2 separate regions of the Homo sapiens genome follow, and region 1 is linked to region 2. A link is a loop called in an ENCODE intact Hi-C map of the cell type or tissue named here. Cell type or tissue: PC-3. All regions are shown on one strand. Links, peaks and the distances in the headings refer to the core of each region. The heading gives the core; the rest is flanking DNA.

Region 1 (5,396 bases), core at 170-5,169, 60 kb before region 2:
CTTTGACTTCGTGATAGGATGTATACATAAACATACACTGATATTCAGGATTGATAAACACCTGGTACACACAGCGATAAAATGACATTCTGGTTGTTTCAGGCAGTATCTGTTGAGGTTGACTGGTGCTTCCTCTCCCAAAGACTGGCACTTTTGCCGTTAGTGTTAAACATGTTAAATATCACTCTTGCTAAGCTACCCTTCCTGCCTTCCTCCGTCTGCCAACTTAAATGAATTTTTATTGCAATTATCATTTATCTGTATTTCTACATTTAAATAGATTTAAACTCGGGCATGTTCTGTTGAAAGAAAAGTTGGGGGTGGAATAATTTTTGGCATTGGGAAAAGTATCTGCAAAGATCTCCATATCTGTCACAAAAAGAGAGAGATGCATGGCAAAAAAAATGATATTGGAAAGATAGACAAAGTCCTTATCTTGGAAATATTTTTAAGCTATGAAAGCTAGTTTCATTTATTTTTAAAAAAAGTAAGGTAAAACATTGAAAAGATTAGTGGAGAAGATTTGTTGCTTTTTTTTTTCTTTTATTAAAAAGATAGCGTTAACACTGAACTAATTGCTAGCTAGCTGAAAGAGATGATATTATGCCGTGGCACTAGGTTTATCCTGATGAGGTTTGGCTATGTCTGCACCCAAATCTTATCTTGAATTGTAGTTCCCATAATCCCCAAGTGTCATGGGAGGGACTTGGTAGGAAATAATTGAATCACGGGGGCAGCTACCTCCATGTTGTTCTCGTGATAGTGAGTGAGTTCTAACAAGATCTGATGGTTTTATAAGGGACTTTTCTCCTTTTGTTCTGCATTTCTCCTACCTGCCACTATGTGAAGAAGGACATGCTTGCATCTTCTTCCACCTTGATTTTAATTTTCCTGAGGCCTCCCAAGCCATGCAGAACTGTGAGTCAATCAAACCTCTTTTCTTTATAAGTTACTCATTCTCAGGTATGTCTTTATTAGCAGTGTGAGAACAGACTAATACAATCTACATGATTAAGTTCCTGACAGTGAATTGTAATATTTTTGTGAATATATTTGCAAGTATTTCAATCTCTTTTAAGGTAGAGAAAGTTTCTTCTTTGACCCAAATACCTTAATGTTATGTGTAAGTTTGTTTCCAAACTGCTGATAAAGACATACCCCAAACTGGGCAATTTACAAACGAAAGAAGTTTAACTGGACTTACAGTTCCACGTGGCTGGGGAAGTCTCACAATCATGGTAGAAGGCAAGGAGGAGTGAGATATGTCTTACATGGATGGCAGCAAGCAAAAAGAGAGCTTGGGCAGGAAAAACTCCCTCTTATGACAACAGTCAGATCTTGTGAGACTTACTATCACCAGAACAGCACGGGAAAGATCTGGCCCCATGATTCAATTACCTCCCACTGGGTCCCTCCCACAACACGTGGGAATTCAAGATGAGATTTGGGTGAGACACAGCCAAACCATATTATGTTTGCTAGATGGAATAACTGTGCAAAGAGTTTAAGCAACCATCTTAGACCAGAAGAATCAAAGTGTTGGGCTCAGTGGAAGCATTAGAAATGGGGTCCCTATCAACTTTGTGGCACTTACACACCAGCGATGAACTTCCTACCTTTATAATTCTTTATTATGTGAGAGATATATTCCAGATTTAGGTATATCTTGTAGAATATTATATATGTATGTATTTATATTATATATTATATACATATATTTATTATATATAACTTATTTTATATATATAAAATATTCAACAAGATATACTTAAATATATGTATTTATAAAATTTTTATTGCAATTACCATTTATCTGTATATATACACATTTATAGGTATATATATGGAGACACACACACACATACACACATATATGTTATCAGTAACAATCTTAAGAACATAGATTTGTCCAGTTTCATCAAACATTCAGTTCACTTCCAATGGAAGTACTGGTGAGTAAGGAAGGTAAGATAGAAATAAAGTGAAAAAGAAAAACAAGCTACATATGGATGGAGACAAGGAGAAAAGGAAACATTGTGCAAATATTTAAACAATGCAATAAAATGATCATTAGATATTGAATAGGGAGAAGGACTTAGGGAGATGGAGGAATTGATGTTGACTCTTCTGTTAGTGTCTTGATTAATAAGTAGGACAGAGTATCATTATTTGAAAAAACAAAAGAAAAACGAGAAAAATGAAGAGATTGGGGAAAATATCATTAGATATTATTAGTTGCATTTAGAGCATATTAGTCTTGAGAGATCTGTGAGCAATTTTTAGGAATTTACTGGCAGGTAATATTATATCATATATATTATTATATAGTACATAACTATATAAATTAAGTATTATCATATAATATATAAATATTCATATATATTATATATAATTATATAATATAAATTATATATAATTAAATTTATAAATATATATTTTTATGTTTATATCATATATATATACACACAGGATATAAGCATAAAAACACACTGATATTCAGTGACATTGAGGATTGATAAGCAACTGGCATATCCAGCAATAAAATGGTTTTTCTGGTCAAATAGTGCTTATATATAAGTAGTGTGTGCCATAACTGTCCTTGTATTCATTAAACAGTAATTTTGTAATTGATGGTGACATATGATGACTAAGTAGAAAATGTATTAGCAACAAAGATAAAATGGCATATGTGAGAAGTTTTATCATTATTTTTTATTTTATTGCAGTGCCACCTAAAAAATAATGTGACATTTATGGCTGGTTTCAGCCAGCAATGTGAAGAAATATGAAATACATATCAATTCTATATCCCCTTATTGCAATGTACTCTGTAAGTTATAGTGAGCTGACATAATTAGGGAAGATGGATTCCTAAAGAACTCTCTGATAGGTGTCCACATTCTGTGAACTCTCATTCAGCTTTGCGGCTTCATCAGAAATATCATATCAGAAATATGAGAGAAGAGGCAGCATCAGCACTTGGAGAAGGTGAGTCAATGGCCCTGAATAATTATATGGGATCTTGAAGAAGCTCACAGCAGCCGAGGGCTGAGGGGCCACCATTTTCTGAGGGGGGTTCACTTCTGAGGCTTCATTGCTTCAAGGGCTGAAGCCTTTTTTGGTCTAAAAAGATTCAGAGATTCATGATGGGAAAAAGTCAAAAGTTCAACTCTAAATAACCTCAAGGACAGAGAATTTTGTATTCATTACTTTCATGTTCAATATAAAAAAGAAATATCGGAGACATGGCAAAAGGTATGGACCTACAAAAGGTTTCGATTTACTAGCTCTATTAAAAGGGAAGAGAAAGAAAAAGTAAAGTCTTGGTGACAGATCTGACAAACCCCTACTGAAATGGTGCCTTAAATCTTCAGCCCTTAAATTAGTTATCATAAGTCTGTTATTCCTCTAAGTGTTTTAAACAATAACATACGTATTTCTGCCCCCAAAGAACGGCATTTTAGAAGACGAACGCCAGAAGTCTTTGATTAACCAGTTTATTTCTGCTTGGACAAAAATAAAGACCAAAAGCTAGCTTTTCACCTCGTAATTGAATATGTACCTTCTCCATTCAAACTTCCTAGTTCTCCCAAGTCTTCAAAAACTCATGAAATATTATGATTAATTATAGATCTACAGCCAGGATAGGAAAATAAGAAGTCATTTTTAAACTGCAAGAAGCTCCTTACCTCATGTAGACAGGAAAAAGTACAGAAATAATGAGGGGAAACAGGGGAACCAGAAATAATTCTAAGTTCACCAGTCTTTCAATTTGAATCCTGGATTTCTACACATAAAATAGGTGTTATTAGTAACAACCTAAAGAACACGGATTTGTCCACTCCTGTCGCACATTCTGTTCACTTCCGGTGGAGGTACCGATAAGCAAGGAAGCTAAGATACAAATAAAGTGAAAAGGACAAACAAGCTATAAAGGGATGGAGAGCTGGAAGAAAAAGAAAACAATGCAAACATTTAAACAACTAATATTATGGCCAGAGACATTTTGATTTTGAAAATATTTTAATATATTAGAATTATTAATCCAAAACTTTGCACTGTGTCTTTATGAAATTGTATTACTGTGTTAGTCATGTTTCTCTACAGAAACAATTATGTGCATATGTATCCGCAGTCATGTGCCACTTAACAGCAGGAACTCTTTCTGAGAAATGAATCATTAGGTGATTTTGTGGTTGTCCCAAAATCGTAGAGTGTATGTACACAAAACTAGATAGTACATCCTACTACACACTTCTGCTACGTAGTCTCACCTACTGCTCCTAGCTTACAAAGCTGTACAGCATGTTACTGCACTGAATACTGTAAGCACTGAAAATATAGTGGTGAGTATTAAAGTATTCATGTATCTAAACATATCTTAATGTAGAAAAGATACAGTAAAAATACAGTATTATAATACACACAGTTCCTCATTGACTGAAACGTCATTATGCATGCATAAGTGGAGAGATAGAAAGAGAGAAAGATTTTTTTTTTTTAAATCTACTTAAGCTCATGCTAGTGTAGGTGCTGGCAGGTCTGAACACTGTAGGACAGGCTGGTAGGCAGGAAACTCAGGTAAGAGTTTAAGATGCAATCTTGGGTTGCAAGCTGGCACTTCAAGCAGGGTTTCTATGATTCAGTCCTGAGAATTCCTTCTGTTCAGGAAATCTCAGTCTTTGCTGGGTTAAGGCTTTCAGCTGTATGGATAAGGCCCATCCAAATTACGGAGGATAATCTGCTTAGCTCAATCAAAGTCTGCTGATTTAAATATTAAACACTCCTCAGAAGCAGCTTCACAGCAACATCTATACTGGTGCTCCACCAACAACTGGGCACCATAGCCTAGGCAACCTGTCACATTAAACCAACTACCATAGTGCTGATCACCATTTTTTGCATCTTGTCTCTAAAAGTGTCTGAATTTATTAGAGAAAGAGCTGCATTAGTAAACTAAAATAAATCCACTGAATCAGGACCTATTGAAACAGACTATATCATTATTTTTTTCCTTTTTAATACATTCTAAGTGCTACCAAATGTTGTCAACTATCTCAAAGTAAAAGTGTCTCTGTGGTTGAGTACTTTTATGTCTAATACTTTCAACAAAATTGTCTTGTGGGTATTCATTGAAGTATGCTACTTTCAAAGATGGTGACAGAATTTAAATTTAATACAAGAACTTCAAATTCACATTTAACTTATAAATAGATAAGTCAGGATTTCTTTAAGAGCCAATTCAGTATAGAGATTCAAAATGTCATGTATAACACTACAGAGCTCTAGATTTAAATCTGCCTTCTCCCATTTAGTGGCTATGAGAACTTGGACAAAATATTTATGTTCTCTAAGCTTTAGTTTCTTGCATTATGAAGTAGGGGTGGCAACATTTA
Region 2 (5,396 bases), core at 175-5,174:
GCCTTTTCCAGAATGTCATATAGTTGGAATCACAAACATCTTGTTTTTTTTTGGATTATTAACTTTGCTCTATGCATTTATGATGCCCTTATATTTTCTTGTGGCTTGATAGATAATTTCTTGAATCACTAAATAATATGGCACTGTATAACTGTATCAATTTGTTTATCCATTTGCCCATTGAAGAATATCATGTTTGCTTCCAGTATTGGTGATTATGAATAAAGCTTCTAGATACAGTTACATGCAGGTTTGCTTTTATTTTATTTGGAAATGAAAGTGGTGATTGTAATTTCTGGATCATATGGTTAGACTATGTTTCGCTTTGTAATAAATAGTTTGATTTTGAGTGCAACAGTTTCTGCAGATTGTATATTCCTCAAATGGACATGGAAGGGATTTTTTTTTTTTTTTTGGTATGACAAAAATAAGCTATTCTTGGAACAACAAAAAACAAGTAATACTGATGTTCTTTGTTTGTTTTAAAAACCTTACAAAGGGGAAAATGAAGAAAAAAGTTTGGTAATTGTTGAAGGTATATTATTTTCCAGGCACTGTGTGCAATTTTTTGTGTGTGTATACCGTTAGGAAAGGCAACCTTATGTGCACCGTTTTTTTGCACTTCATGCTTGACCTAATAAGAATGGGCCTTGGGCCTGGACCACTTTCTTATCAAGATATAAGAAAGCCCACACAGCCACTATAAGGAGGGCTCTGCCTCATGATCCTCCCCAGGGACCCATCCCACAATGCTATCACATTGGCGATTAGGTTTCAACACATAAACTTTGCGGGAACAGAAAAATTCAGATCATAGCAATGAGTAAAATCATTGTTCTCCCAGTGCTTGACCCTGTTGTGTTTTCCTTGGGGACTCTGATACCAAGATACAGGGGCAGAAGTGTTTAACTTCTCTTCCTGGTGGTTGGCATAATGATGATCTTTGCTATTGTCCATGTAGTTGGAGTCCTCCCATGGCATCGGTCACCAGTACAATGTTCTGCTTGATACATATACATTATAGAATAAACCTTTGAACTATTCGTTATTGAGTTTCAGAGACTCATTTGATTATGTTCTCACCTCTTGTAAGTAAATTCATGGGTCATCATAGTCAAAAACAGAAAGCAATGCAAATGGCCATCTAATGTATTATTGATACAGAAATAATTATATATTCTTACAATGGACAATCATACAGATAAAAAGAATTATTGATATGAGCAACAGGATGAAGTATCTGTGAGAGATCAAATTTTGTGAAAGAAGCTTGACTTGAAATAGTGTACACCATGATTCTATTTATATGAATTTGTAAGTCTTCTGTTAAAGTCAGAATAAACATTATTTTTGTGCGAATGAATATAGAAAAATTGACATAGAAACATTATGTAGTGCTGTCTTTGTCTTGATCTAAGTGTTATTTACATTGGTGTTTACACATAAAAATCATTAAGTCAAACAAAGATGACCTGTTCTTTGGTTACTTCATTTATGTACATTATTGCTCAAGAAGGACGTAAATGCTAAGATTTATAAATATTTCACTATAATAACCCCAAGTATGTGGGAAAGATAGTTGCTGTTTAAACATGGTAGATTAAAGGATAAATCAAGTGGATTCTTACAACTGTTAGGAAGCAGCCTACTCATAAAAAGGGATTGTGTCCCAGGAGCTTCAAGAACTTACTTACCAAATACTTAGTTATAAATTCCTCTTTTATTTCTATTCCTTTCTGTTATCCATAGCTGTTACGGTGTGTATCAGTTGGTTCTCATGCTGCTAATAAAGACATACCCAAGTTTGGGTAATTTATAAAGGAAAGAGGTTGTTGGACTCATAGTTTTACATTGCTGGGGAAGCCTCACAGTCATAGCAGAAGGTGAATGAGGAGCGAAGTCACATCATACATGGCAGCAGGCAAGAGAGCTTGTGCAGGGGAACTCCCCTTTGTAAAACCATCAGATCTTGTGAGGCTTATTTACTATCATTAGAACAGCACAGGAAAGACCCACCCTCATGATTCAATTACCTCCCACTAGGTCCCTCCCATGACACATGGAAAATATGGGGACTACAGTTCAAGACAAGATTTAGGTGAGGACAGAGCCAAACCATATAATGGTATTTGGTTAGACACAGCAGGGCTACAGGAAATTAAAAGAGAATTTCTTGTGCTGCTTTGATTAGAAAGCTGATGTACGGGTTTAACACCACCGTCTATTTGGGATGTAGCATTAGATTTAGTGACATGCTCAGAGAAAAATATTGAAACTCGTGGTTAAAGAATTAAATCTTTGAAATTTTCCTGTCCTTCCATCTATGGAATGCTATTTTCACTTTTTTCCTAGGGGATTCCGGCATGATTTTATGAAAGGAGCTAATAGGCTGCCTAAAATGTCCACTGATACATTCTAAATCTTGTAAAAAGATAGCTCTTTTGGTCTTGACAAAATAGCGTAGACTCGTCTCTCTCTCTCTACTCCTCTCCACTAATCATGCCTGTATACCCTGGAAGTAATACAAGAGACAATAAAAGATAACTGAAAGTTGAGAACAAAGAGGTGAACTATTTTGGGAACACATGGCATCAGTTGGTTGTCTTACAAATGCTCCCTCCCCAACAGACCAAGTCCCAGTATTTCTCAAATTCCAACCAGGCAAAAAAAAAAAAAAAAAAAAAAAAAACGCTGCCTAGGCAGGCTCATTCTTTTCCTGATTGAATAGGAATCTTGCCATCACCACCAGGTGAGTCTGGAAGAACTGGCAAGAGAAGCCAATGAGTAGTATGTGGCAGCCATCTGCCAGGGAAAGCACCACTTCTCCACCAGGGCTGAGACCCCAAGTCCCCCACACTCCCATCAAGGGCATAGCATAGCAGGCAGAGGACACTGTCAAGGGACTCCCAGCACAATACCATCTAGTCTGGCAGGTGTTCTTCATAAACACAGAGTCTGAGGCCTCTCTCTCCCATTCAGGAAAACTATGTGGCTGAGCAGTCTGAGGATCCTGTCACTGGAAGTGCTTAGAGCTGGAAGCCTCTTCCTTGCTCTGGGCCTGAGATCTTCCCCCTCTAGCACGGAGATATGGGGCAGCAGCAGGTAGCAATGGCTAGAGGAATCCCACCACCACAAGAAACTGACTTGGGAAGCACATTTTATCTCCACCAACCAGAGACTGTCTTCACATACCGATGGGCAACAGGTGGTCTGACCTTCCTCCTTCCCCCTCCAGCATCACCAGGAGGAAGCAGAGGGAGCCCAGGTGGCATAAGATAAATCATGCAGACCAAAAATACAAAGTCTATAAGAGTTAAACCGTGACTGGAGATATAGCCCAGAAGAGTAGGTCAGGACCTTCATGCCAAAACTAAACAGTGTTATTGGCTAAAGAAAACTAAACAGTGTTACTAAAATAAGGCCTTATCTATGAGTCTCCTAACATAACAGACACAATGTGCAGAACACAATGGAAAGCCACCTGTTGCATGAAGAACCAATAAAATTACAACTTGAATGAGAGAAACAGTCAACTGACACTGATGCTGAGATCAATCCGACATTGAAATTATCTAAAAAAATTAAAGATATTTTCATAAAATAATTATAAAAATAATGAAAATATCAAAAATTTTAACACAGAAATAGAAGTTAGGAGAAAGAACCTAATGGAGATGGTAGAACTCACAAATACAATAATGGCAGCAGCCGACTTTTTGAATGGGCACCACAGAAGAGTGGAGATGACAGAATGGAGCAGTAAACTTGAAGATAGATCAGAAGACTCTACCCAATGTGAACAAAAGAGAGAAAAGAGAATGAAAAAGAAATGGATAAAGCTCTAGAGACCCGCTCTAGAGACCTGCGAGAAATAATGAAGAGATCCGACATTTATATCATTGGATTCCCAGAAGGAACCCGATTTTCCCAAAGACCTAGAAGATTGTAGAACAAGAGACTGGGACAATAATAAAATTGTCCACAAAAAATAATAATAGTATTGCCAAGAGTCTTAAGAAGGCAGTGGGAGAGGGCAAAGAAAAATCTAACAATTTTGTTGATAATGCTAACCAGAAATACTAACAATTTTGCTGCCAAAAATCTGTTGAATTTCCAAAAATCTCAGAGTCTGGTACTAATTTGAGCATAAATCTGCATTCAACATAAATTCTGAGAAGAGATGAAATAAATAGAGTCTAATATTTTGATTCAGGTGTAAGGCAACATTTTATATTAAGTATAGATAATAATAATCTAAATGTTGGCAATAAAAGTAATAAATATCATATAGTAGCAGTATTTTTTTTACTTAATCCTTTGTCATTTCTATTTATTTCATCTGTATACTCATCATTTTACAAATATATTTTTCTGGAATGTCAAAAAGCAAAGAATAACAAGGCATATACATTCATATATAAATACTTTTTTAAAAAATGAGATTCGAAGATTAAGTTAATTTGAGATAACAAGAAAATCTCAAAAGAGGGAAAATTGAGCTCTATAGTCCTCAAAATCAGTAAAAATCTGCTGTCATTTATTTGAATATGGTAGAACGTCCTTTGTATAGAGAGAGGAACACCGAGGAGACAAATCTTATTTTAGTCGGCTTCCGCAGTCTCCCATCTCCTGCCCTTCTTTCCACAACAATGGGTCCTCTTCATTAACATCTATAAAATCATGCTACAGAAACCACAGTTTCCACAGTTTGCCCGGCTTCAACTGTTCAGTGACTTTTTAACCAGCAGATAGTTCAAATTTTGATTTTGTAAATAAGGGTAAATTTCAAGATCTCTTTTATTGTATCTCTGGGCACCATTTTTCCTTCATATTTCCCCTGTAACTAAATTCAATAATGTCTTTTTAAATTTTTAGTTTTTTTAAATTTTTATTTCTTCAATTTTCATTTTTAATTGTAAATTGACACATTATAGTTGTATATGTTTATGGGGTAAAAAATGATGTTATGATTTACGAACACAGTCATCTAAAGGGATGAAGCCTCAATTAGGAGAAATCAAGTTTTTTTTTTCCTTTGAGATATATTGCACTACATGGTGAATGTAGTAAATAGGAATGTATTACACAATTCAAAGTAGCTGAGAGTAAATTTCAACTACTGTCACCACAAAAATGGTAAGTATTTGACACGATGGATTTGTGAATTAGCTGAAGAGTGTCTCTTTGATTCTCACCCTGTCTGCTGGAGCCTGAGATCCTGCCCCTTACTAACTCGTGGGCACGACTATATTTTTATCTTTCCTTGGTCACCATTGGCTCTCTACAGGTGTTCTCTATATATTTTTTTTTGTAATTTATAAAGACAAAAGCAACTGTTGCAGAGATAATGCTATGTACAGAGTTAATCCTATATCATTTTCTTTTTTTCTGTGTAT

What was found. A loop is a pair of places that touch in the nucleus more often than their neighbours do. Peaks named below come from ENCODE experiments on the same cell type or tissue, not always from the same donor. Only the 100,000 strongest peaks of a DNase experiment are listed, where the experiment ranks them.
Region 1: it touches region 2 in a loop (4-fold over the local background); 1 of 110 quality-filtered maps calls a loop at or near these places.

Annotation. Positions count from the first base shown.
Region 1 is chr18:67,991,801-67,997,196 of GRCh38, forward strand. No RefSeq gene overlaps it. Among named protein-coding and RNA genes, the nearest start is that of LINC01903, 180 kb to the left of the region's middle. In PC-3, for the core only: no CTCF peak of the experiment used is centred there; no DNase peak of the experiment used is centred there.
Region 2 is chr18:68,052,012-68,057,407 of GRCh38, forward strand. No RefSeq gene overlaps it. Among named protein-coding and RNA genes, the nearest start is that of LINC01912, 210 kb to the right of the region's middle. In PC-3, for the core only: no CTCF peak of the experiment used is centred there; no DNase peak of the experiment used is centred there; H3K27ac peaks cover 422 bases.